7 separate regions of the Homo sapiens genome follow, and all the other regions are linked to region 1. Evidence: chromatin contacts called from ENCODE Hi-C or POLR2A ChIA-PET data. All regions are on one chromosome and are shown on one strand. The core of a region is the stretch at or near the end of the contact, and the rest is flanking DNA. Distances in the headings are between cores, read along the strand shown.

Region 1 (3,117 bases), core at 324-2,823:
TCACACATAAACGTGTTCCAGATTCTGGGATTCAGGGTCCTTGTAAATTACAGGACTCGGGTTCGGTCTCAGTTATGTTAAGTTTCATACAATACCAAAAAATAAATAAAATATGATAATAAATTTCAGAGGGTGAGTGAGCGAGACGAGGTGGAGGAGGAAAAGAAACCTCGAGTCTGATTTCTGTAATTTACTAGCGACCCGGATCGCAGCAAATAACAGTGTAACACGAGTGTGGCTTAAGAGGGCTAGGGAGCTCTTTCTAGAGGCATCGACCCCATCCCCGGATAAAGGATCTGCAAGTTTTCTGTCATCGCGACCAGGCAAAGCCGTAACTTACCTTCAGAAATAAGACTTTAAACGGCCAAGGCCTTCCTCCTCCCCTCCACCACCACCCTCAGCCTCGCTCTCTCCACCTTAAACTTATTGACACAACATAATCCCACATTCAAGCAAAATCCTGACACAGCCTCCCTCCTCCTCTTCCCCCTCCTCTCTTCCCTCCCGTTCTCTCTCTCCCTCTCTCTCTGTCTCCCTCTCTCCCCCCCCTTCCCTCCCTCTTCTCTCTCCCCTTCTCCCTCGCCCTCTTCCCCCTCTCCCCCTATTCTTCCTCCAGGCTACTCTGGCACTAAAACAGCACTTTCTCTACTCGCCGCGCATTTGGGTAGGGGTGGGGGGTGAGAGGGCACTGATCTGCGGGGCCGGAACACCCAAATCCCAACTCTCCAGATGAACGAGCAACTGGGCTGCTGTTCCCGGTCACCAACGCAGACGAAACGTTCAATAAATCCACCGAAGGCTGGCTCCTCGTACCTTCCTCCACTGCCCCTGCTCCCCAGGCCCCACCTCCCCGGCAGCCGAGACCAGGCAGGGCTCCACGTACTTTCGCCGAGATGAAGTTTGGGGCTCCCCGGGCGGCCACGAGCCGCCCGCCGGCGTGAGGGCTCTGTTGTTGTTTTCCTGGGGCCGCTCCAGCCCGCGCCCCGGCGCCCGTGCCCCTCTCAGGCGGCGCTGCCTGTGTGCCGAGAGGTGCTGGTTGCAAACGCAGCCTGGCACCGGCTGGCCTACTACTCCCCAGCCCGGCCCCCAGCCTCCCGCTCGCAGGGCACTGCCTCAGCGCCCCCCGCCCCCCGGCCCCAGCCGGCGCGGCCGCCGCGACCCTCGCCCCCGACCTCTCCCGACCCAAAGTTTTGGCGGAGGGGGAAAGTGCCCAGGGAGCGGGCCGGCTGGCGGCGGCTCCGGACGCGCGGGGTTCCCTCCGTCTTCCTCAAGTCCACCCTACCGGCTGCCGCCGCCGCCGCCGCCGCCGCCGCCGCTGCTCCTGCCGCGGAGTCCTTGGGGCTGCAGCCCGGCGGCTCGCAAGTGAGTAGGAAAACAGAAAGTGAGGGGAGTGCGCCCAGGGAGGGCTGGGGATGGGGGGCGCCTACCTCGCGGGCTCGCCGGGCGTGAGGGCGTGTGTGTAGCTAGCCCTCAGCGGCCAGTCAGGGTTTCTCTATGGGAAAGTGGAGAGAAGCTCGCGGAGCCGCTCTGCCTCCGCTTCACTGTACACTGCTCCACATACAGTACATGCAACCCGGAGAGACTGAAAACACTCATTTTATATAAGGCAGCCTGCCATTGGCCCGCGCAGTGACGGACAGGCCGCGCAGCCAAACAAGAGGCCCGTTACACCCAAACACACGCACACATACACACATTTTACAGAGACACACAAAGATCATCACATTTTCTATTTTCTAATGTTCGGGACCTGTAGACAGTAGGAGAGGACAGGTAAAGAGGCCCAGCAGAGTGGGGTAAAGGGGAAAACCCCTGTCTGCACCAAGTTGCAAGGCTTGAAACTGGTGTCCTTTTGACTTGGGAGGGTTATGGTAATAAACTACAACTCCACTGGATATGGAAGTGAGGGGGGTTTTTCATCGCTGCCTTTTGGTGCCCCATGGAAGAGGCCTGCATTGTGTTACGATTTTACAGCCTGACCCGGCTAACAAGTGGCCAAGAAAGGCTTTTATCACCTTGGATTTCTTTTGTCAATGGGTTAGCTATCACATAGGCCAAAATAGTGCAAGATAAGTTTATCAGGACTCTAATGCATTGAGGTTGTTAGTGCCTCATTCGTAGGTAGATTCAAAAAAATCAATATAACAACACACAAAGATAAACATTTTGCTGAAATAGCCAAACAACTTTTAACTGGTCAGTGGACTGCCATCACCTGTGTGGACATGCAAACTGTGCTGTTAGGTAAAATAAGTCATGGAAGATTGGCTATTGACCCTTAGCCTTCAAAACAGACCTTTGATTCAATATATACATGATTTATATTTTGCATATTATATATAAAAATATATGACTCTTTACATATTTCACATCTCATGTGAACATCATATGTTGCATGACTTTTGGAGATGATGAACCTCAGGACTGGTCTTTCTGATTGTTTTTCAACAATGCAACTTCAGAAGATTATATGAGACAGTTCAATACACATAAGTCAACAGGTTGGTGGAAAGAAGTCAAAGCTGGAAATTAGAAGGAATAAATTGTAGATTAAACTCTTTAACCAGCTGAGCAATCTTGAGCAAGTTACTTAACCTCTCCAATGCTCAGACTTGGTTTTGATTTTTAAGATTAAAATAAGAAGCTTTTCCAGATTCCCTCAATTAAATGTTTATTCAGCATCTACTATGTGTCAGGCATTATCTTAGGCCTAGATGTTTTCTTAGGGTTCCTTCCGTTTTAAGAGTTGGTGAATTATTCTCAAATACAAACATTTTGGAGATTACATAAACACTACGATTTTATGGCCTAGGTAAGTAGCTTTAAAACTTAAAGAAAACCCAACTAGGGCAACTTATTTCAGTTCCCCTTTTATTTCCTTGATGCTGTCTTAAGGTTTTTCTCTCGCATCCATAAAGTTGTTAAAAGAGTGTATGTGTGCATGTGAGCACTCCTGTGTAAGAGGGAGAAAGAGAAACAAAATCAGAAAAGTTTAAAAAGTTCAGAAAACAAAGTGGTATTTAGAAATGTGATGTTTATTTTTTTAGAAAAATCATTTTTAAAAGGAAAAGTATATAAAAAATCACAGCATTTTATTTTATTTTATTTTTGAGATGG
Region 2 (3,117 bases), core at 320-2,819, 7.6 Mb before region 1:
ACAGTGTATTCTTTGCATGCATGGTATTTTTGATAAAGTCTCTTATTTTGTGACAAAATATTGCTATATCAGCTGCCTAAAAAAGTGCAACTTAGTTTGGCAGTAATTATTTTTTTTTCTTTGTATAGTGAAAAGCGATTTCCCCAACCCTCCCATCTTGGCCCTTGTAAGAAATCCTTTTTAGGAATCTATCCTGGGCTTCCTGCTGGACTTCAGCCTCATTTTTTTCTCCAATGCCTGAGTACTGGACCAATATTTGGTAAGAATTTGGCTCTGGGGAGTGCTATGTTGAATGACAAATGGTTGAGGACGAAGATTTTATTGAAGCATTTGAACCACACTTAATTTTCCGTGTTGCTTTATTTGTTCCTTTTACCACCCAGGATATTGAATTCTGTGGGCTCTGGTTGAGTCGTTGGTACTTCAGGCGTTCAGTAATAAGAAACATAATCTGCTTTTTCCGGCAGGATAATAAATCTCATTTATATTAAGGGAGGCTTACTCCAAACTCTTTTACATAGTATTTTTCTAAATCTTCTGCATGAACAAATTCTTCCTTGAGCCCTAGCACTGGGGACCCGGTCTGGCAACCTGCGCCCCATTCCGCGGGAATCAAGCGTGACCCGGTGCGGCCTTGCGCGCTGCCGCCAGCCAGACCCTCCCTCCGGCTTTCCCACCCACCGCCCGGGATCCAGCCTCCATCCCGCTGCCTCAGCTGTCCAAGACAGCGACACCCCCCTCTCCGCTCCCGCGGCTCCCCCGGCGCAGCTCGCCGCGCCAGACAGCGGGTAACCGCCGCCTCCGCTGGGGCATCCCGGCTCCACAGGCCCAGCGCGCTCCAGACACCTGCCTCTCACTGGCCACCGCCGCTGCCCCTCACCCCGCAGCCCTCTCGGCAATTGGCCCCAGGCCGCCGCTCGTCATCCTCAGCCTTCTCCTAGAGTACCGCCTCCGTCGCCGGGTCATTTAAGTTTATCACAAATAAATAAATAAAGGAGGAAATAGAAATGCGTAGAAAGTAAAAGCAGTAGGGGGTGGGGGAGATGGGGCGTGGAGGAAAAGGAGGGAGGAGCGGAGGAGTAAGCAACCTAACCTGATTGCGCCTGTGTCGACCAATCATGGCTCACTCCAGTCCGGTCTGACGGGCTCCCTGAACCAATAGCCTTCCACCTCCCGGATCACTGAACAACGAGATACGATTGACCTTTTCAGAAAGGGTGAAGGTGCGGCGGGGGGAGGGGGTTGTGGGGGTGGGCGAAGTGGAAGGATTGTCCACCAATCGCCTGTTAATACTTCTCTGAGCGAAGTTTCCGCGTCCCAATGGATGTTTGAGATAGCGGATTGGGCCTCTTTTAGCCCAATCGAAGGTGACAGAGATGAGGGAAGAGGAAGAAAGGGGCGGGGACGGGGGGGCGGAGGGGAGAAGGAAGAGTGCATTTTGTTTATGGGCGGCAACCTCACGAGGGGCGTCCCATTCTCATTGGCTCACTGAAGCCAAGATTGGCGTGAGAGCTATCCTATAGCGGGGAGAGATAGAGGGTTCGCGGAGTGAAGCGTCCAATGTGGGCCTTCTGCCGAAGAAGTAGGGGCGGGGGGAAGTTTAGGAGTTGAGGAAAGAAGATTAAAGAGCGCGAGGAGGTAATGCCACAAACTCTAATTTGTTGTGGGACGGGCGGGAGAGAGGGAGGAGTGTGTGCGTGCCGAGGGGGATGAGGCGTCTGCGAGGCGCCTGGAGTGGGGGGCGGCGGGACTGGGAAGGAGGGGAGCGGGGTGGGGTTGGGGGAGCGAGTTACAGAGCGGCGAGCCAGCGGGCCCTGAGCTGGATGAGCGCGCGCGCCCCCGCGCCCCGCCCCGCCCCGCCCCGCCCGCGCCCCCTCCCCCGGCGCCCTTCTTAGCGCCCGGCGGCTGCCTCGCCCGACCCGGCGGGGAGGTGGGAGGGAGGCGCGGGAGGGTCGAAGGGTGGCGGGGCGGGCGGGACGTCCCGCAGCTGGAAACGTGTCTTCTGCCTTCTTCTCTCTACTCCCTGCGCCTGGAGCCGCTGCTTCCAAGAAGAGGAGCTGAGGGGGACTAGCCGGGGCTCAGGAGCTGCTAGAGGCGCCCGCTTGTCTTCTGCCCCCTCCCTCCTCGCCCTCCCCCGCTTGCCGTGGCTCTCGCGGTCTCTGGAGCGTCTTCAGAGAACTGGGGGGCAGGAGGTGTCCTGGCCCCACAGCCGCTGGATGTCTCTCCAGACGCCGGAGCTCCCGGCCCCCGCCTGCTTCGCTTCTACGACTAGAGAGGAGGGGGCTTGGGAAGGGAAGACACACCTTTCCTTCTTTCTCTTCTTTGGGCCACTTCGGAAACATTAAAACATGTTAACACTTTTTGATTCCTGATATAAAAATGGTTGGAAGGTTCTTGAAAGTTTAAAACAAATGCCGTCTCTCGTACACTGTTTAATGTATTCCTGTCTGTGTGGCTTTTGGGTCCTCCCCCCACCCCCCGCCCCCAGCTGTTATCCTTTTTAAGGATGCTGAAGAGGCAGGAGGCAGGGATTTTCTAAAAGTTCTATTGATAAACACACTTGCACAAACATATGCTAGGCACACACACAAACTAAACATTAGCGAAAAACACAATATGGCGTACAGCTACGGTACCTAGCGCGGTAATCCGCTGATCTCTCACTCCGAACTGGGTTGAATGAGGTCAGTAGCAGGATGACAGCTCTCCAATGAAAATCTGAATGAATCAGGAAGTAGTTTGGAAGCTTGCGGGTGTAGTACTGTCCTCAGAATCAGCATTGGCCAAACCTAAGTTGAACATGTTACCTTTCTAGACATGTGAAAATCTTCTCCACTGTTTTTTCTATTAAAAATACCAAAAGGGTGCTAAAGTCAAGTTTCCTCACTGCGTGGCGGTGTATACATTTCAGCTAAAAAAATTATAGAGGCCATTCACCCAATGTTTTCAAGTGAACGCTATTCTGAAGTTACTGTTGTAACTTGTTGCCATTGAAAGTTTTAAAACACAATTACCATTTTATAAATAAATAGCTGTAGACACTAAATTTAAGTGATAACCAGTCATCTTTAAATTTATAATGGTTTGTTTTCATTTCTGTTCATGCTCCCAATCCCA
Region 3 (3,117 bases), core at 313-2,812, 7.1 Mb after region 1:
GACACTCTATTTGGCTCTACAGTACCATCAATTAGGAAATGGAGGAGAAAATGAGAGAATAGCATAGGCTAGAGAATGGAAATGAGATGTTTATCAAAGTATAAAAGTAACCAGAACAGATTCGTTTACTAATGCCAACCTTAAAAATAAAGCCAAACAAAATCAGGCCTTTAGATAAATATTAATCCAAAAAATGTTTCAAGAAAATAACACCGATTCCCTTTGGAGAGGGGAACTGTGCAGCTGAGGACAGGGACTGAAGGAAGACTTTTCACAGTAAACTCTGTAACTTTTGGAGTTTAACCGTAACAGTGTATTGCTTACTCCAATAAATAAGAAAAAGGTTTAAAAAAAAAACTTCAAATATGTTTTAGTTCCTATCAAGTTTGTAATTGTTAGCACTCTACAATCCTCCAAGAGGCCACAGCAAAACTGAAATTTCAGAAAAAAAAAAAAATCCTAACTTGTGTTCTGAAAAAGGCAAGGCAGAGCTTATATTAAGGGGCAGAAAATTTGCCTTTGGGGATTGGGGGATCAGGAGGGGAGAAAAGCCTATTGCCTGCAACGATCAACTCAATTCCACTGCTATTTTTAGCCCATTTTTTTAGTCTGTTGCTAAGAAACCCTATTGCCTGAAGGCAATTTACTAATAGGAACTTACATGAAGCAGGAGAAACCGGTGATCCTGAAATTCTTTCCAATTAGGCCATTCTATTTTAATCAGTCCATTCTGGTGCCACTTGATAAAATATCTCCTTTCAATCTTTATGTAGCTCTACTGTGATGTTGTTGCACTTAACAGCAAAACAATCATTTATGAAATCTTAATGTAAGGCTTCTGCAAACCAGTATACCAGAAATGGAGAACCATAGTTCTGGACTCTGATTTTTCTATTAATAGTTGTCTTCATGAAAATACCGTGTATTCCAAACAATACCTTGCAAGGTAATTTTATATTTTAAGAGATCTGGTGCAGAGCATCGGAAAAAGAGTTGATAAAGCTATTATAGATAAAAAGCTGTGAACTGAAATTACGATTTGGGAATGAGACGAGAAGAGGGCTGAGACTGCTACTGCAAAACAACCCGGGGGGCGTGCGGATCAGAGCGAGATGTGGGCTGACGCAGAAATCAGCTCAAGATACAAATACGCCAAGAAAGGCTCGAAGCCGGCGGGAACCCTGACGCTTCGCATTTCTACCAACTCAGTTTAAGAAACCCCTAACAACGCAGATGTCATCGCTTCGTTAATTGGTGCCGACGATGAGCCACAGCGACCACGCTCAAACCGTTTCGACTGCAGCCAACCTAGATGTGCCATTTCCACCTAGTCTTCTGCCATCGCTATCTCCCCTATAACCTCAAATTCGTCCAAACTAAAATCTCGCTATGTTAGTGATAAGAAGTTCAGTGATGCAGCAGCCTTCTTCAGCGGTGAGCTCTTTCCTCACACATCTTTAAAAGTCCTTCTAATCCGTTGGTTTCTCGGGCACGCGGGCAGAAAACCGTGCTAACGGCCACAGAGGTTCAAGAGGTGCCAACGTGGCTATAACTGGAAAACTGGATCCGAAATCGACCAGTAAACTGGGTAGCTCGGTCTACGCCCCGCCCACCACCCTTGCTAGCCAATAGCCTTCACAACTCTTCTGCCACTCCCGCCCATTCCAGTGCTGTGCCGCTGCTTTTTCTTCCACTCGGATCTCTTGAGCGCCCTTAGCCCGCTGTATACGCGCCCCTCCTCGGCTTCAGTAGGCAAGAGGGCCATCTGCCCTTCTTTCCTGAAGGTAGAGGGGACAACACCAGCTACGACGGGGACTCCAGAAGTCCATCTCCCGAACAGCAGCGGGGCGAAAAGAAAGAAAAAGGGTTTCCGAAGACTCCTACTCACACCCACGCTTTCCCTTAACCCGGAAGTGATTTCCGCCCCTCCTCTCCCTCTTCGGTTGATACTGGAGGAGAAGGACGGCCAGGTCTGGCCCGGCATGCCCTGGGCTTCCGGTGACCTCTGGCCCTTTTCTGTCGTCCGCTCTCTCTGCCTAGCGTGCTCGCTCGCTCATTGCTTTCCTTCCCTCCCTCGGTCTTCCTTCGCACGCTGTTTGGTGATTGTGGCGCTCGCGACAGACAGGGAGGCGGTGGCAGAGGACACTTGTCATGGCCGCCTCTAAACCTGTGGAGGCAGCGGTGGTCGCAGCCGCTGTACCGAGCTCCGGGAGTGGGGTGGGCGGCGGCGGGACTGCGGGCCCGGGCACGGGGGGGCTGCCGCGATGGCAGCTGGCTCTGGCGGTCGGGGCACCCCTGCTGCTGGGCGCGGGTGCCATATACCTGTGGAGTCGGCAGCAACGGCGCCGGGAGGCCAGAGGCCGGGGCGACGCCAGCGGCCTGAAGCGCAACAGCGAACGGAAGACCCCGGAGGGCAGGGCCAGTCCGGCCCCGGGCAGCGGACACCCTGAAGGTCCCGGTGCTCACTTGGACATGGTGAGAAGCAGCCCCAGGCCGTAGAGGAGGAAACTGGCTCGTGCAGCTTTTCCTTGGCGGGTTGTGTCAGTGAGGGGGCTTCCCATCAGACGGAAGCTGCCAAGCGGCAGCACAACACTTGGGTTTAGGGAGACTCATTTCTGGCTGCCAGTGGAGGGCATAGAGTAGCTCGATGACAGGTTACTGGCATTCTTTGACAGTTTGCTTTTGGTTTCAGAAAAATCCTTTGCTTTTCTTCTCAGTGACACAGCATTTATCCCTAGTGTTGTAGATGGGAGTGGGGCATTTGCAAATGTGATGATTGTATTTAATAAGTGAAGGAAGCTAAATTCGATTAACAATTGGTACATCGTGATACGAACTGTTTCTGTGATTTCCAAAGCCTACAACCTAATCGCTAAGAGCCTTTTAATAATGAGCCACTCCCCCTTTTGGAGTGTGTTTTTGCTGGGGGTAAGTGGGCAACTACAGTGACGGTTAGTTGACAAAAGCAAAACAAAAACAAAAACGATTAGATGGCTTTCTACATAGAAAAAGAAAGACTACACAGGTTCTAAAGAGTGAAATGGTGTTCAGTGGCATTTGTTTTACAGCCTCTGAACTGTAAGCAGAACTGTCAAGCTCCCAAGGCTCGTCCTCTCT
Region 4 (3,117 bases), core at 350-2,849, 6.7 Mb before region 1:
AATAATTAATAACATGGATCAGAATAACGTGATGCTATTTCTCCAATCAAAACCACAAACAACAACAGCAACAAGAAATTTCCCTGGGATTCCACTCCTAAGTCAAACGACTCCATTTCTTTCCCCCTTGCAGCAAACTTCTTAAAATGGTTGTTCTTACTCTCTCTCTCATTCTTCTTGTCTTCTGTTGAAGACATCTCAAGTAGGCTTTTGTTCCCTCCACAGCATCTCTATAATATTCTATCTGAAATATTATACATTTACTTGTTTATTTATTTGCATTTCTACACCTTCACTAGAACCAAAATTACAGGAAAATGTGGAATGGCTCTTTCCTCAGCATCTAGAATAATGTCAAGTTCACAGTGGGCACTCCCTTAAATACATTTTGAGTGGAGGAATGAGTTTGGGATTTGAACCCATGCAGTGTGGCTCCAGTGTCATTAAGTCAGAATGGTGGAAGAGGGGCATCCTTCTCACCAGGGACTCCAAGAACTATTTGAGAATTGGTAAGGTTGGAAGTCTCCCCTAGTAAGGGCAGAGCCAAAAAAAACAAAAGCTGTTTATTATAACCCTATCTTGCCCCATCTCTGATAGGCTGAGAAACCCACGTTACACATCTGTGTTAATGTGAGAGCTGCAAAACACCCCTGTATCCTGAGAAGATGTGGTTTAACTTGACGTGTAACGGCATCCGCAGATACTATAGGGTACTTATGAGTCTTGTGTTGGTTTGCTGGTTTTTTTTTTAACTCACTAAATTCTATTTTAACAACCATGTGCTCACCCCACCTCCTGACCTAAGGTATTTTCCTTATCTGAGCACACCTGTGCTTGTTCCTAGGTAAATCTGGGCCAATGCAGAGTACTGTCTGCACTGCTTAGTTGGTAAATGTGTCTGTAGCATGACTATCATCACAACTGCCATCTGAGCAGCAGAGCCAGATGGAATCAGACCACTCATTGGTCTACTGAGGTAAGGATGGGCTTTTTAGCTCTGCTCTCTCTTAGAAACAAAAACAAACAAATCAAAAGACTAACTTTTTTTTTTTTTGCATTCACCTAGACTATTATGCCAGAACTTGCGTAAGAAAAACACTTCTTTCCGACCCCTGTAGTGATCAACTGATGCCTTCAAGCAGGAAACCTGATTGCCCTCATCTCAGGCTGAGTCTGTTTTATCAATCACAAAGTGACTCAACCCTTTTTTAAAAGCCAGCTGTGACCATTGACTCTGTGACCTCCTGTGGTGGTGAATTCAGTTTAAAAAATAATAATGTTAAAATAACAAAGCTTATTGAAGCTATTATGCTTCAATGCTCCACCCTTTGGGGGCTAAAGGAAATAAAGCAAGTTGGCCAGACCTGAGGAGTTGATGATACACATTTTCCTCCCCCAGAAGCATCTTGTAACTTGTCCCACACCAGCAGTGACTTCCCAGTATGGCGTTTCTCCCCGCTGCTCCCATCAGCAAGAGCGTGCTGACACATGGGCTGATGAGCAGTGCCGAGACTTATGGAGTGTGTCCTTCCTGCTTCGAACCTCACAGCCTGTCATCCTCTGTTGTCACACGCTCTTGCTCATTCGCTCGCTGCTCACACTAATCTAGAAGATGATCAAAGAAAAACTCCACTGACTCACCCCTGCCTGGACCAGCGCAGGGATTGGTCAAGCGTGCGCATTAAATATTACCAGATTCTAATCTATTATTTTCACCCGCTTGCTTGCTCTCTCACTCGTACTCTCTCACTTCCTCTCTCTCATTTTTTTTCAAAAAATAAATAAATGAATTCTGGGTTGGCTGAAGATTTCAGCAATGTGAGTGCTGTGCAGATGGATCCTGCTGAAGCTGGTGCTGGCTCTCTAGGGAGTAGCATGAAATGCTGGTTTTCAAAACCTGAGCAGCGTGTAAATGGCAGCTAAAAAGGAAATGCAGATTGGTGCTGAGTGTTAATTGTCTCTTCCTCTCTTCTTCACACACTTCAGAGACTGTGTGGTGGCAGGAGACAGGAAAGCAGGCCTGCCCCCTCGTGGGGTGGGCTTTTTTTTTTTTTTTTTCTCAAGCTGGACTGAGAGAATAACAACACCTAGAGTCCAAGTCAAAACATGGAATGGGTTTTTTTTTTCTTTCAAGTTTTCATCTGATGAAAGTCCGGGAGGTGGCACCGAGCTTGTAATGAAAGTAAGAGTCTGCTGAGAATGAGTCGATGAGGTGTGACACAGAAAGGGGAAGCAGGATGTCTTTGTTTTGAAATGACAGGCGATAAGCTATGGGGGTGCCTGGTGAGATTTTAGTCCATAACTAGGTAGCAACTTGTCAAATGCAGGCCCCTTAAATGCATCACAAGAATTCTCACTTGAGATGATTTCAATTCTAGCTCTGCGTGTGTGAGTGTGTGAGTGTATGCATGCACGCATAGCAAAACATAATTGAATGCCAAAAAACATTGTCATGTCCTGTTAAGGGTACAATTGTAATCACACTGGAACGAGAGCTCTAATTTCCTCCATTGCTTTCCTCGCTTAGGCAGTGACAAGGTCAGGTTTATGACCACAGCCCAGGCTCAGAGCCATTTATTTTCATCCCTGAAGACTCATGTTAGCCTTCTCCCAAGATGTTAATCAAGCAGAATCTTGATTGACTGTCTTTTCTTTTTACGTTTTTGTCTAGATGAAGTGGGGTCATTTGAATTTGTGCAGTTTTGAATAAGATGGGGGCAATAGAGAAGCAACTGGGAAAATTGACTAGCCTTTGGCAAGGAGAACAGAAGAATCTGGAATCCTTTTTTAAAATCATGAAATTCCTGTGCCCCACCTGAGTCACTGTAACCTGTACCTGCTGATGCCTCATTTCTCCATGCATTTATGAAAAGGCTGTGACTCCCTGCTGTTGTCGTGTGGTGCCAACATCATTCCAGCTTGCCAGTTGGAGACAAAAGATAAGCAACCACAAATGAAAACACATTATTGTCTGGATCCATTCTCACCTTCATGGCCAGGAATGTGAAGGTGAGCTGGTCCCCGCCCCTGCACTTCACTGGCAAGACCAAGGAGAGTGCAGTGGACGCTCTCCAAAAACATTGCTTCCTACTACTGCTGCTTGTAATGGAAGTAAGA
Region 5 (3,117 bases), core at 201-2,700, 6.5 Mb before region 1:
TAGGCTGGGAGCTTATTAGAAGTTCCATCTGGTACACAAGCACATTATAATCTTAGTTTCCATTTTGCTATAGTGTTCTTCTTCTTTTCCCTTTCTCCCTCCCGCCTCTAATCCATCCTCCCAGTCTCTGCAATCTTTCTCCATTCTCATACAAATATTTAAACATACTTGCATATGGGAGGGAGTGTTTTGGTCAGGGTTTGCTTTTACAAAAATGGAAACATATTATACTATAATATATGCACTTCTCTGCAATTTGCTTTTCTCTCAAGAATAAACATTAGACGTCTTTCCTGAAGAAGAGACATAAAGCTAACTTACCCTTTTGAAAAAAACTACTTCGTGGTACTGCATAGTTTGTATGAGCACAATTTATTCAACCGCCTTTCAGACAGACCAGTTACAGAGCTGGTCCTAGGATCGCTGCAACAGTCCGAGGGCATAGCTTCCCTAACTTCATTTTCACCAATTTCAAATCAACTTTAGTTTACATTTCCTGGCAGAATGCTTCACATACATTTATTTTTAATCATTACAACACTCCAGTGATTCAGGTATTATCGTCCCCATTTTGCATGAGAAAACAGGGTCTCTGAGTTATTAAACAAGTTGCCTAGGGTCATATAGCCACAAAGTAGTTGAATTCAAAACTCCTGTTCTAAATCTTTACTCTGCTTTATAAGCCCATTTATCACCCCTAAATGGGCTGTCTCTGGAAACACCTCGGCTAAGCCAATAAGCCTGGATTTATCTTTGCTCCATGGGCCATCTCCATGGCCCCAGACCTCCCTAGGCACCTGGCTCAGAGATTGAAGACGGTCCCACCCTCCCATGGGCAGTTCGGAATAAAAACTTCCTGAAAACTCTACCTTTCAGCAGAGGCTAGTCGAAAGGGGCCCTTTTATCTCAGAGGTGTCGGCGACGCTCACACGATTTATGAGAATCTGAACTTACAGAAACCAATCCACCAGGACACCCTGAAAAGGGAAGCAGAGGAGACATGGCGGGAGTACAATCACCGTTACTGCAACACAACCAGGAAGCGTCTGGACGCGACGTGACTCATCCATCTCTAGCAGCTCCCACACCAGCAGGGCAAAGGGGCACTTACCTGCCAACAAACCATTCGACTCTTTCAGTCTTCAGACCCCTCAAACTCCTCACAGTTCACTACCACGTGTTGCAAAATTCTCTGCCCCAAAATCACTGCCTCCAGTGCAGAGCCAATCAGGGAGTACTGCGTCATCACTGGGCGCCAGAAAAAAAGCAAAGCCGACATTCAAGCGAGCCTTGATGACGGCAAGAGCGAGGGACCTCTGCCGTTGCTATGGTAACTGAGCCAACGCGAGCGGCCTGCGCAGAGCCTCGTGGGAGTGGTGGTTCGACGGTGTCCTATGCCTGCTTTCCTTGCGGGCGGAGGAACTACAATTCCCAGCGTGACCCGGAGGCAGCCCGGGCAGAAGGGCGGTTGCTGCAGCTTTGGCCGAGGTTCGGGCTCGAACTTGGAAAATGCTCCTGGCGCCTCAGGGAAGGTCCTTCTCAAAGAAAAGGATGGGGCTGAATCGCTGGAAACGGTTCACAAGGAAGCCGAGTCCCAAGGTGATCCCAATCGAGAGCTTTGGAGGGCGGGGACTTTCCCAAGGCGCGGCGCAGTCAGGAAGCCAGTCGCGGCCCGTCTGTGCTTCCTGCCTCTTCATCCTGAGCTGACACGCCCCTGCCTTGACCGCCCCAAAGCCAGCATTACCCTGAGTGAAATGCTCTAGGAGCTCTGGGGTCTGGGCACATTACGGCTTTGGTGGGCAGCATCGTGGAAGAACTGTTTGTAACGCTTTTCTAAAACCGGAGGTGTCTGCTAATGCCCATCGGGGTGAAAGGAGTTTGCAAACTCCGTTCCCCCTACCTTAAATTTTAGGAAACTTCTCGCACATTTCTTTCTTTTTCTCTCTCTTTTTTTTTTTTTGCAAATCTTGGGGTAATTGATCTTTATTAACGGGAGAGAGCTTCACATTAAATACCCTGCCTATATTCCTGCCCCTTCACTTTTACGTAAAGTATCTAAATAAACTCAGGAGTGCAAATGGATATTGAATACATTAATACTTGATTCACATAGTAATTTCTAAATTCAACCAACTTTCAAAAAATAGATTCTCTCCGTATCTATCACCCATTTGGATGCATTAGCACCTGAAGATAAGAAAAAAATAATAACCCCATTTTAAACTTGAAACATATGTGACATGTGCAAAGTCACAGTTGCACCGTGTGCTTTCCACAGACTACCTTTTTAACAGTCCCCAAAAAGATGCTTAAAATCTAAATGAGAGTACTAAAATGGAGAAGCTTCTCAGCTTTCAGCTACAGAGCAGTTTCACCAGCTGTTTTCACCCTTAAGTTATACTTTCCTAAATAATATTCTGTAGATGTATGTGGCCTTTTTGAGGGCCCCAGGCGATTGTTCTTGCGATTTATTCTAAATTTACCAGCTAAATGCATTGGACATATTCCACATGACAAATATGTTGCCCTAGATACTAGAGGGCACAGACTGAAGCATCAGGGAGACTTGGAAACTGAGGCTGCTGCTATTTCAATACATCAGTTGCATAATGTATTGGATCCAAGATAGGATATAGATATGGACTTGATGATGAAAGGTAAAAATTTAGAATAATTTCTTAGGACTCCAAAAGGAAGGATTTTTGCTGCTAGTGCTCATTATTACTGCCTAGAGAAAAAAAGGTAAAAACATAGGGCTTCTTCAAGTTCAGTTGTATTTTAATTAGATCAGCTCTTTCTTTGTTGCAGTGACAAAATTATTAAGCAGTACAGCTGCGTTAGTTATCAGTAAGATGCTTTGAAGGTAAAGTGTTAGGTAAGTGAAAGAGTATTATATTTTTCCCACCTCCATGTGTCAGTATGCTAGTTTAGATATCCCCTTATTTTATTATTATTATTATTATTATTATTTTAAAGAGTATATTTGAGTAAGAAGCAATTCATGAACTGGGAACGCCAAACCAAAAGAGATTTAGTGCTCCAATGACAAATCATCAGGATATCCCCTTATTTTAAAAACACACCTGAATTTTTAGTGAAGAAGATAACTCTATTTGT
Region 6 (3,117 bases), core at 256-2,755, 6.2 Mb before region 1:
TTGATGCATTGCAGTTGTTTAGGAAATCATGCACACCCTGGATATGATATTTGTTAACGAGAAATACCTTGTATTCTGAACACACTGGAAATTGTTTCCTATGGCTGAGCATACCAATACTATACAATTTTATGGTGATGTTATTAGCATTGCTATTATGGCTCTGACTCGTAGAATCTTTCTTATCTGCAGTTTTGATTTGGATGTGCCAAGTCTGTTCAAAGGCTAATTAGAACTTCGTGTGCCTAGATGGATGAGTTAAAGAAAATTTCTAGCCTGTTTATTAGTACCACAGTTTATAAGCAACATTACAGGCCTTCCGTTTCATCATAGCTTTTCAATCTGCTGTACAAACATAAGACTCCGTTACTGTTAGCCTTTACCCTTTTGCTCAATGCGATGTCTGCTGCTTCTGTATACAGGCTCAAGTAATTCCCATTATGCCATGCCCTGTGTGCACCTTCTGGAAGTTAGCCCACGGACATCTAAGATCTGGGATATTTCCAAATCTGGTTGTGGAAGGGCTTGGAAATCTATAACCGCAACTAGGTGGAGGACACCTGTTTCAGCAGGAGGTTATAAAATATGAAGCGAAACTAGGAAGAGGGAGTTGTGATCACGGTTCCAAGGGCTCCACACAGATCCTGGAGTTAAGGGGCACTCAGGTCTCCATTTCGTGACCCCTGGCCCTACCTCTCCTAGATCCAGGTATTTAGTAACCCAGGCTTGAGATCTCAAACCCCATCCCCCAATGCCAAACTCCCTTGTCCCAGCTGGGAGGCCCCCAGGGCATTTCTGAACATGGCCATCTCCAATTCACAGAAATCTGTGTGTTGTTGCAAATAAAGGATGACAAGAGACCACAGCCTACGAATGCGAGCAGCGTCAAGTCAGCAACAATCTTCCAGTTATCGAGAAGTCGGAAACGTCTGATTCTTTCTTCTCCACATTTACTAAGACGTATCTTCTCACCTTCCTGCCCTCCACGTTAAGAGGGGCTAACTATTCCGAAAGACTTCCGTGCCCTCTTCCTTTTCAATTTTTCCACTTCCAAACTCCTACCGAAAGACGAAGAAAAGAGACCACAGAAGAAGATACAAAGAAGTTTCTTAAAACACCTTCTTTTCTAGGTTCTCAAGGCGTCCCCTTTAAGGAACCAGGCCCACCTCTTTCCCATTCACCTACTGGCTTTCCTTCCTGTCCGTCACTCTACCTTTAAGAATATTTCCTGTTTCTTCAACCCAACTTGCACACCTCCGCCCCCCGGCCCTCCTCATTGGGCCGCCCGATCCCCGTTCACTCCTTGGTTTCCTCTCCGCCTCCTCCCGCCCTCTAGCGTAGTGCAACGGCATTCTGTCTTCTTATTGGCTACCACGGCAGCGTTCCCGCAGCCTGATTGGCGGGTTGAGTGAAAGAGGCGGGAACGCGGCGCGCCCAGGGTAGGCTGTTCGCTTGCTGAGCTGCGGCCGCGGGAGGGGCGGGGAGGGGCGGGGGGAGGGGGGCTGGGAAAGTTGAGGCCGCGCTGCCGCCGGGTCTCCGGCCTTGAGGGCTCGGGCTCGCAGCGGCTGCGGTGGCCGCAAAAAGAGGCGGCGGGGGCGGGGGGAGAGGAGGGCCTGGGCCCGCGCTCCCCCAGCCCCGGAGGAGCAGGCGGTGGCCGCGGACGGAGAGATTCGCCCAGACGGTCAGACACTCCTGCCTTCCCCTCCTGGGATCATGACCCAGGCGGGGGTCGCCGCCGTCGCCGCCGCCACCGCGGCCGAGACCGCGCAGCCGGCGGGTAAGTGACTGCGGGAGGGGGCCGCTGACAGCCGGGGCGGGGGGCGGGGGCCAGGGCTGCGGGGGCGGCTCCGGAGGGCGGCCCCGGGCTCAGCTCCACCCACCCCCTTCCTGCTCCGGGAGGCCAGGGCTGCGCTAAGTGCGCCTCCTTCCTGGGGACCCTTGCGTGCGGCACCTGGTGGGGCGTCAGCGCCCGCGGCGAGCGCACCCCTCATCTCCCGCCCGCCCTGCGTCCCCGGCTGCCAGGCCCGTGGGGGGCTCGCACTGCGCCCCAGCTCCTAGATGCGCGCGGGGCGAGAGGGGCCCCACGCTGCCCTGGGTGCATAAAGAGCTGGGCAGCCAGGTTCACACCAGATGGCCTTTGCCCGCCTCCTTCACCTTTTCCTGTCTTCTTCATTCCCCTTCTTTCCTTGCCCTCTGAATTTCTTTCGTACCCGTTCGTCAGACTCATGTGGCTTGCTTTTTCCCTCTCACCCCTCTGTCGAAGTGTTAGGCTTGTGTTTTCTTTTTAGAAGCCGTTCTTTTGCTTTCTGAGTAGAAGCAGTGCAAGTGAATGACCAACTCTTGAAATCTACTTTCATGTATCCGGATGAAATATAAGATTCCTGGACTCTTGTTCATGTTTACAATTTTGATAGTTGAATTCACCCCACTCGTTCTTGAAGCTTGTCCTCCCAACCCTCCTCGTTACATTGGGATATGGTCCTTTGCGTTTATTAACTTTATCTGGAAATATGAGACTGCATAAACCAAAGTGCAGAATTTCAACTTCCGTTCTTGTAACATTTTTACCATCAAGTAGATACAGTAACCTAACACCACACAGATCAAGACAGTCGTGGCCAACTGTGTAGGCAAAGAAGACATTTCCTTACCTATAAACAACGTACAGATTTCTTGAATAAATCTTACGGTGAGTTACATGGATCCTGAAACATATTCCCAGGTTTGCTCTTTTGTAAAGAAAACCAAACAGACAAACCTGCCTTTTGAAGGATCAACAGGCTGTCCTACTCTCCATTCACCTTGATGACTTTTTTCTCTCCCATAGAACTCTTGTTTAACATAGTACAGAGTTGCTGTTTGGGATACATGTGTTGTTTCTCTTTAAGTACTCAAAGTATTTGTTACAAAAGAAGTAAAATACATTGTAATTGCACTTCTGAAAGCAGAAGTAGTGTAATGTATCCATGCAAGAATGAATGCTTAATCCTAAAGCAGTTTTGCTTTAGCCTAAGCCAAGCTTTTCCAACCCCCGTCCAAGGACGGCTTTTAATGCGGCCCAAGACAAGAAGACAAGTTCGTAAACTTTCTTTTATTTTTTTTGAGACAGAGTCTCAC
Region 7 (3,117 bases), core at 421-2,920, 5.7 Mb after region 1:
TACAAAAATAAGATGGGGCAAGAAACAACGCATAATTTGAACATCTGTATCTATCATAAATACATGAGATAAACAGTTCAATGATAGGGTAAGTGAAACATTAGTTGGCTTTATTTTTAAGTTTAGGGATTTCAAGAGATACCAGAATTGCCAGAATCTAACACAGCATTTTTCTGGAATGACAGCAGTTCATAATCCAACGTCACAGAAAGAAAAAAATGCAGTTTCAGAAATCCCCTGTGGCTGTGTGGTAAACCAAGGGACCAGCAGAACAGTTTCAGCCAGATGAAGGCCAAGTGGGTAAGAAAAGGTCCTAAACACATATTCTTTCTGGATCTGCTACGCAGTGGTTTAAATCGCTTTTCGCATGATTTTAAATGACTTAAAATGAAAATGAGATATCACTTTTTAAAATAAATGACAACCAAAACAGGAGTGGCTAAGAGTGGGAAACACCGGAAAGAGACGTTCTTTAAAATCATGCTAATTACTCTCAACGTTCAATTATCGAGGCGTTTTTCTAGCCTACCCACAGGGGCATCCTGTTTTCCCCCAAATTATGCAACTCGGTTCACTAAGAAAGGAAACCAATTCGCAGCCCATGAAAGATAACATTACGTCTTTCTCTGCTAGATATGGCTTATCCATTTTTTTTAAGGCACACACAACAAAAACAAGACCGCAAAAATTCCGGGCAGACTTCCGAAACTCGCCAAACTAAAGGCATAACTTGAGTTGGTTTTCAGCCCGGCTTCACCTTGATAACAGCAGTTTCCTTTTCTTTGACGGTCAAGTCTTTTTACTGAAAAATTCCATAAAAACTGAGAAATAAGTCATGACCTTTAACGCTATTCCCAAACCCTTATCCTCTGCTACAGCTTTCCACTAAAATATTCACAAGAAGAAAATTACACCTACATCAGACCCCAAATCTCATCATAGTTTATTAATTATGACTCAACAAAGCTGCTTCTTAGAGAGCGAGCGATCTCCTGGTCACTCGCCCGGCAGTCAGAGCTCGGCCGAGCGGTTTCTGAAGCCCCCCCGAGGCCCGCGGGAGGGAGCCGGTTCCGCGGGCCGGCGAAGGGCGTGTAGGTCAGGCAGGCGCCCGGCCCGGGCAAGGCGGGGAGTGGTAATTGATGGCTAAGGTGCGTACGTCCTAGCTCTAAGGAGGGCGCAGGGGCCACCCTCCATCTGGGGAGTCCCGCTCCCAACCTCCTAGGCGTGCGCGCCCCGAGTACGCAGCGGTGCGGGGCCGGCGGGTACCTGGCTGGCGCTCGGCGCGGGCGCCGCCTCTCGACCGGGACTCCACGGCGCCGCAGGAGGACACCGACGAGGCAGAGGAGAAGTCGGAGGAGTCGGAGCCGGGCGAGCCGGGCGCCGAGGGGCCCAAGACCGAGCAGCTGGCGTCGCAGGCGCCCGGGGCGGCGGCGGGCGGCGACGCGCCGTAGAAGTAGCTCAGGTTGAGCGGGCTGGTCATGAGGCCGCAGCCGCCCGCCGCGTCCCGCAGCCCCTCTCCGCCGCGGCTGTCGTCCAGCAGCTTGTCCACAATCATGCTCCCAGGCTGGGCGCTCGAGGACCCCGACACCTGCGCCACCGGCTCGCTGCGCGCGGCTGCCTCCCGGGCTGGCTCAGGGAGCTGTCGGCGGGCGGACGGCGCGGGCCAGTACGGGCGCGGCGCGGGACTGCCAGGGTATTTAACGGGCCGCAGCGCTCGCCGACCTCCCCGGCGCCCGGCCCGGCCATTGGCGGTGCCCGGGCCGCCTCCCAGCCCCTCCTCCGGATGCGTCCGATTTCCAGTAAAATGTACAGGATGAGGCAATGCGCCCTCCGCCCTCCGCCCTCGCCCCGCCCGCCCGGCTCCGCCCAGACCGACCGGTTGTTTGCCTGCCCTTCACCGGGAAACCCCGACAGCGCGCGGCTTCCAGCCTCCCGCTTCCCGCCTCCCGCCTCCCGCCTCCCGCCTCCGGGACCCCGTCCCTCGCCCGGGCCATCCCTGCCCTCTAGGCCCCCGCCGGGCCTGGGCGCCCGGGGAGAGGGCGCGCGGCGCAGGGCTGGGCCTGCAGAGGGAGGCGGGAGTCAGTGGAGGGAACCGGTTGGCCTGGTTCTTGGGGACTGGCAAGTCCTGGAAGGAGCGCGCCCCGCACCCCTCTGCCTGCCCCGGCGCGGCGAGCTGTTAGCCCAGTTAAGGCATCTCTGGAAGGTTCTTAAGGGCCTGTCTCCTCCGGCGCCCCAGCGTAGCCTCCCTTCTCAAACATAGCGTTTGTCGACGGTTTTAGGCAACATCCCGAACTGAAAGAGATGTTGGAGCATTTTTATGTTCTCAAATTATCTGCTGGGACGCAAATAATGTTTTAGGTGCAGCCATGAATAAAAAGTAATGCCACACTTCTGTATCCTTCAATACTAGAACAAAGCCATCTTAGCAAAATAATACACAAACATGTAGGTGCTGTAGTATATGTAGATATAACTTTTAAAATTCTGCATAGCTTTACACTATCTGATAAACTAACACAGTAATTTTGGCCTTTCCTATCTTGAATACTTTTTTCCAATGGATTTATACAACTATTTGTTCAAGTCCAACTAGCAAAAAATGCGGGAATGATAAGGTTAAGTACACACATGCTATGTTTAAATAAACCGATTATGATTAAATAACACGAGGGATACAAAGTTCAGTGAGCCACCTAAAAGGAGAAACAACAGGTCTGGTAGAGGAAAAAGGAGGTCAGGAGGAAAATCTTTGCAGGGGTGGTGGCATTTAAGATAGGTCCTAAAGGATGGGTGGGATTGGGGCCCACAGCATTTACAGAAAGAACAAGAGCAAAGAATTAAGGAGAGGGTTCATATTAGAGTGTATAGTCCCCTTTTACGATTGTCAAGAGGAGAAGATGGCATTAAATATAAAAGATAACTTGGTGCCTTTGGGTGGAGCACCTCCAGCAGCTGAGACACTGGAATTTTATTTAATAAACATTGAGAAAACATGAATTTTAGGTAGGCAAAATTAATCTGCAAGCAGTTGAGAGAAGATGAGGAGCCCAGAGGCCATTAGGATCCACTGCAGTAGCCCAGGAGAGAAATGACTGGGCACTGGGGCAGATACAGTGG

Evidence for each region. A loop is a pair of places that touch in the nucleus more often than their neighbours do. ChIA-PET counts read pairs that join two places held with the same protein, here RNA polymerase II (POLR2A). Pooled maps may share reads with other maps.
Region 2: a loop to region 1 is called in a map of naive thymus-derived CD4-positive, alpha-beta T cell, with 32 times the contacts of the local background. The contact joins the promoter of ZBTB20 here to the promoter of BBX in region 1. A Hi-C loop is called at or near these places in 2 of 168 maps with a recorded cell type or tissue (CD4-positive, alpha-beta memory T cell and naive thymus-derived CD4-positive, alpha-beta T cell) and 8 of 50 pooled maps.
Region 3: a loop to region 1 is called in a map of CD8-positive, alpha-beta T cell, with 20 times the contacts of the local background. The contact joins the promoter of LNP1 here to the promoter of BBX in region 1. A Hi-C loop is called at or near these places in 2 of 168 maps with a recorded cell type or tissue (CD8-positive, alpha-beta T cell and naive thymus-derived CD4-positive, alpha-beta T cell) and 8 of 50 pooled maps.
Region 4: a loop to region 1 is called in a pooled map, with 5 times the contacts of the local background. The contact joins the enhancer-like site here to the promoter of BBX in region 1. A Hi-C loop is called at or near these places in 3 of 50 pooled maps. POLR2A ChIA-PET finds 5 or more read pairs at or near these places in 2 of 52 experiments (CD8-positive, alpha-beta T cell and naive thymus-derived CD8-positive, alpha-beta T cell).
Region 5: a loop to region 1 is called in a map of naive thymus-derived CD4-positive, alpha-beta T cell, with 21 times the contacts of the local background. The contact joins the promoter of CCDC191 here to the promoter of BBX in region 1. A Hi-C loop is called at or near these places in 1 of 168 maps with a recorded cell type or tissue (naive thymus-derived CD4-positive, alpha-beta T cell) and 6 of 50 pooled maps. POLR2A ChIA-PET finds 5 or more read pairs at or near these places in 1 of 52 experiments (B cell).
Region 6: a map of CD8-positive, alpha-beta T cell shows a loop between it and region 1 (18-fold over the local background). The contact joins the promoter of USF3 here to the promoter of BBX in region 1. A Hi-C loop is called at or near these places in 2 of 168 maps with a recorded cell type or tissue (CD8-positive, alpha-beta T cell and naive thymus-derived CD4-positive, alpha-beta T cell) and 7 of 50 pooled maps.
Region 7: a loop to region 1 is called in a pooled map, with 13 times the contacts of the local background. The contact joins the promoter of NFKBIZ here to the promoter of BBX in region 1. A Hi-C loop is called at or near these places in 2 of 37 single-sample maps with no recorded cell type and 8 of 50 pooled maps.

Annotation. Positions count from the first base shown.
Region 1 is chr3:107,521,418-107,524,534 of GRCh38, reverse strand. It overlaps BBX (BBX high mobility group box domain containing), which reads right to left and starts at 1,573. Exons shown (of 18, transcript NM_001142568.3): 1 at 1,428-1,573. RefSeq lists silencers at 897-966, 1,077-1,166, 1,197-1,506 and an enhancer at 1,907-1,956.
Region 2 is chr3:115,145,740-115,148,856 of GRCh38, reverse strand. ZBTB20 (zinc finger and BTB domain containing 20) reads left to right here and starts at 1,569. Exons shown (of 12, transcript NM_001348800.3): 1 at 1,569-1,638. RefSeq lists silencers at 574-793, 1,354-1,523, 1,834-2,103 and enhancers at 844-1,053, 2,784-2,893.
Region 3 is chr3:100,399,984-100,403,100 of GRCh38, reverse strand. It overlaps LNP1 (leukemia NUP98 fusion partner 1), which reads right to left and starts at 1,562. Exons shown (of 4, transcript NM_001085451.2): 1 at 662-1,562. It overlaps TOMM70 (translocase of outer mitochondrial membrane 70), which reads left to right and starts at 2,012. Exons shown (of 12, transcript NM_014820.5): 1 at 2,012-2,475. The coding sequence starts at 2,152. RefSeq lists silencers at 1,544-1,623, 2,234-2,313 and enhancers at 1,684-1,773, 1,784-1,833, 1,884-1,993, 2,675-3,117.
Region 4 is chr3:114,212,798-114,215,914 of GRCh38, reverse strand. No RefSeq gene overlaps it. Among named protein-coding and RNA genes, the nearest start is that of ZNF80, 23 kb to the left of the region's middle. RefSeq lists an enhancer at 1,506-2,179. Within about 2 kb of position 1,599, at least 12 of the 41 ENCODE cell types and tissues checked have a DNase peak (open chromatin) inside an H3K27ac peak, as active enhancers do; they include CD8-positive, alpha-beta T cell, where a contact is called at or near this core.
Region 5 is chr3:114,054,859-114,057,975 of GRCh38, reverse strand. It overlaps CCDC191 (coiled-coil domain containing 191), which reads left to right and starts at 1,450. Exons shown (of 17, transcript NM_020817.2): 1 at 1,450-1,599. The coding sequence starts at 1,510. QTRT2 (queuine tRNA-ribosyltransferase accessory subunit 2) reads right to left here and starts at 1,239. Exons shown (of 10, transcript NM_024638.4): 1 at 1,112-1,239; 2 at 870-977. RefSeq lists an enhancer at 1,299-1,708.
Region 6 is chr3:113,695,030-113,698,146 of GRCh38, reverse strand. USF3 (upstream transcription factor family member 3) reads left to right here and starts at 1,505. Exons shown (of 7, transcript NM_001009899.4): 1 at 1,505-1,777. RefSeq lists silencers at 1,295-1,764, 1,785-2,174.
Region 7 is chr3:101,848,067-101,851,183 of GRCh38, reverse strand. NFKBIZ (NFKB inhibitor zeta) reads right to left here and starts at 1,670. Exons shown (of 12, transcript NM_031419.4): 1 at 1,267-1,670. The coding sequence starts at 1,555. RefSeq lists silencers at 1,772-1,943, 992-2,191 and enhancers at 1,685-1,979, 1,774-2,611.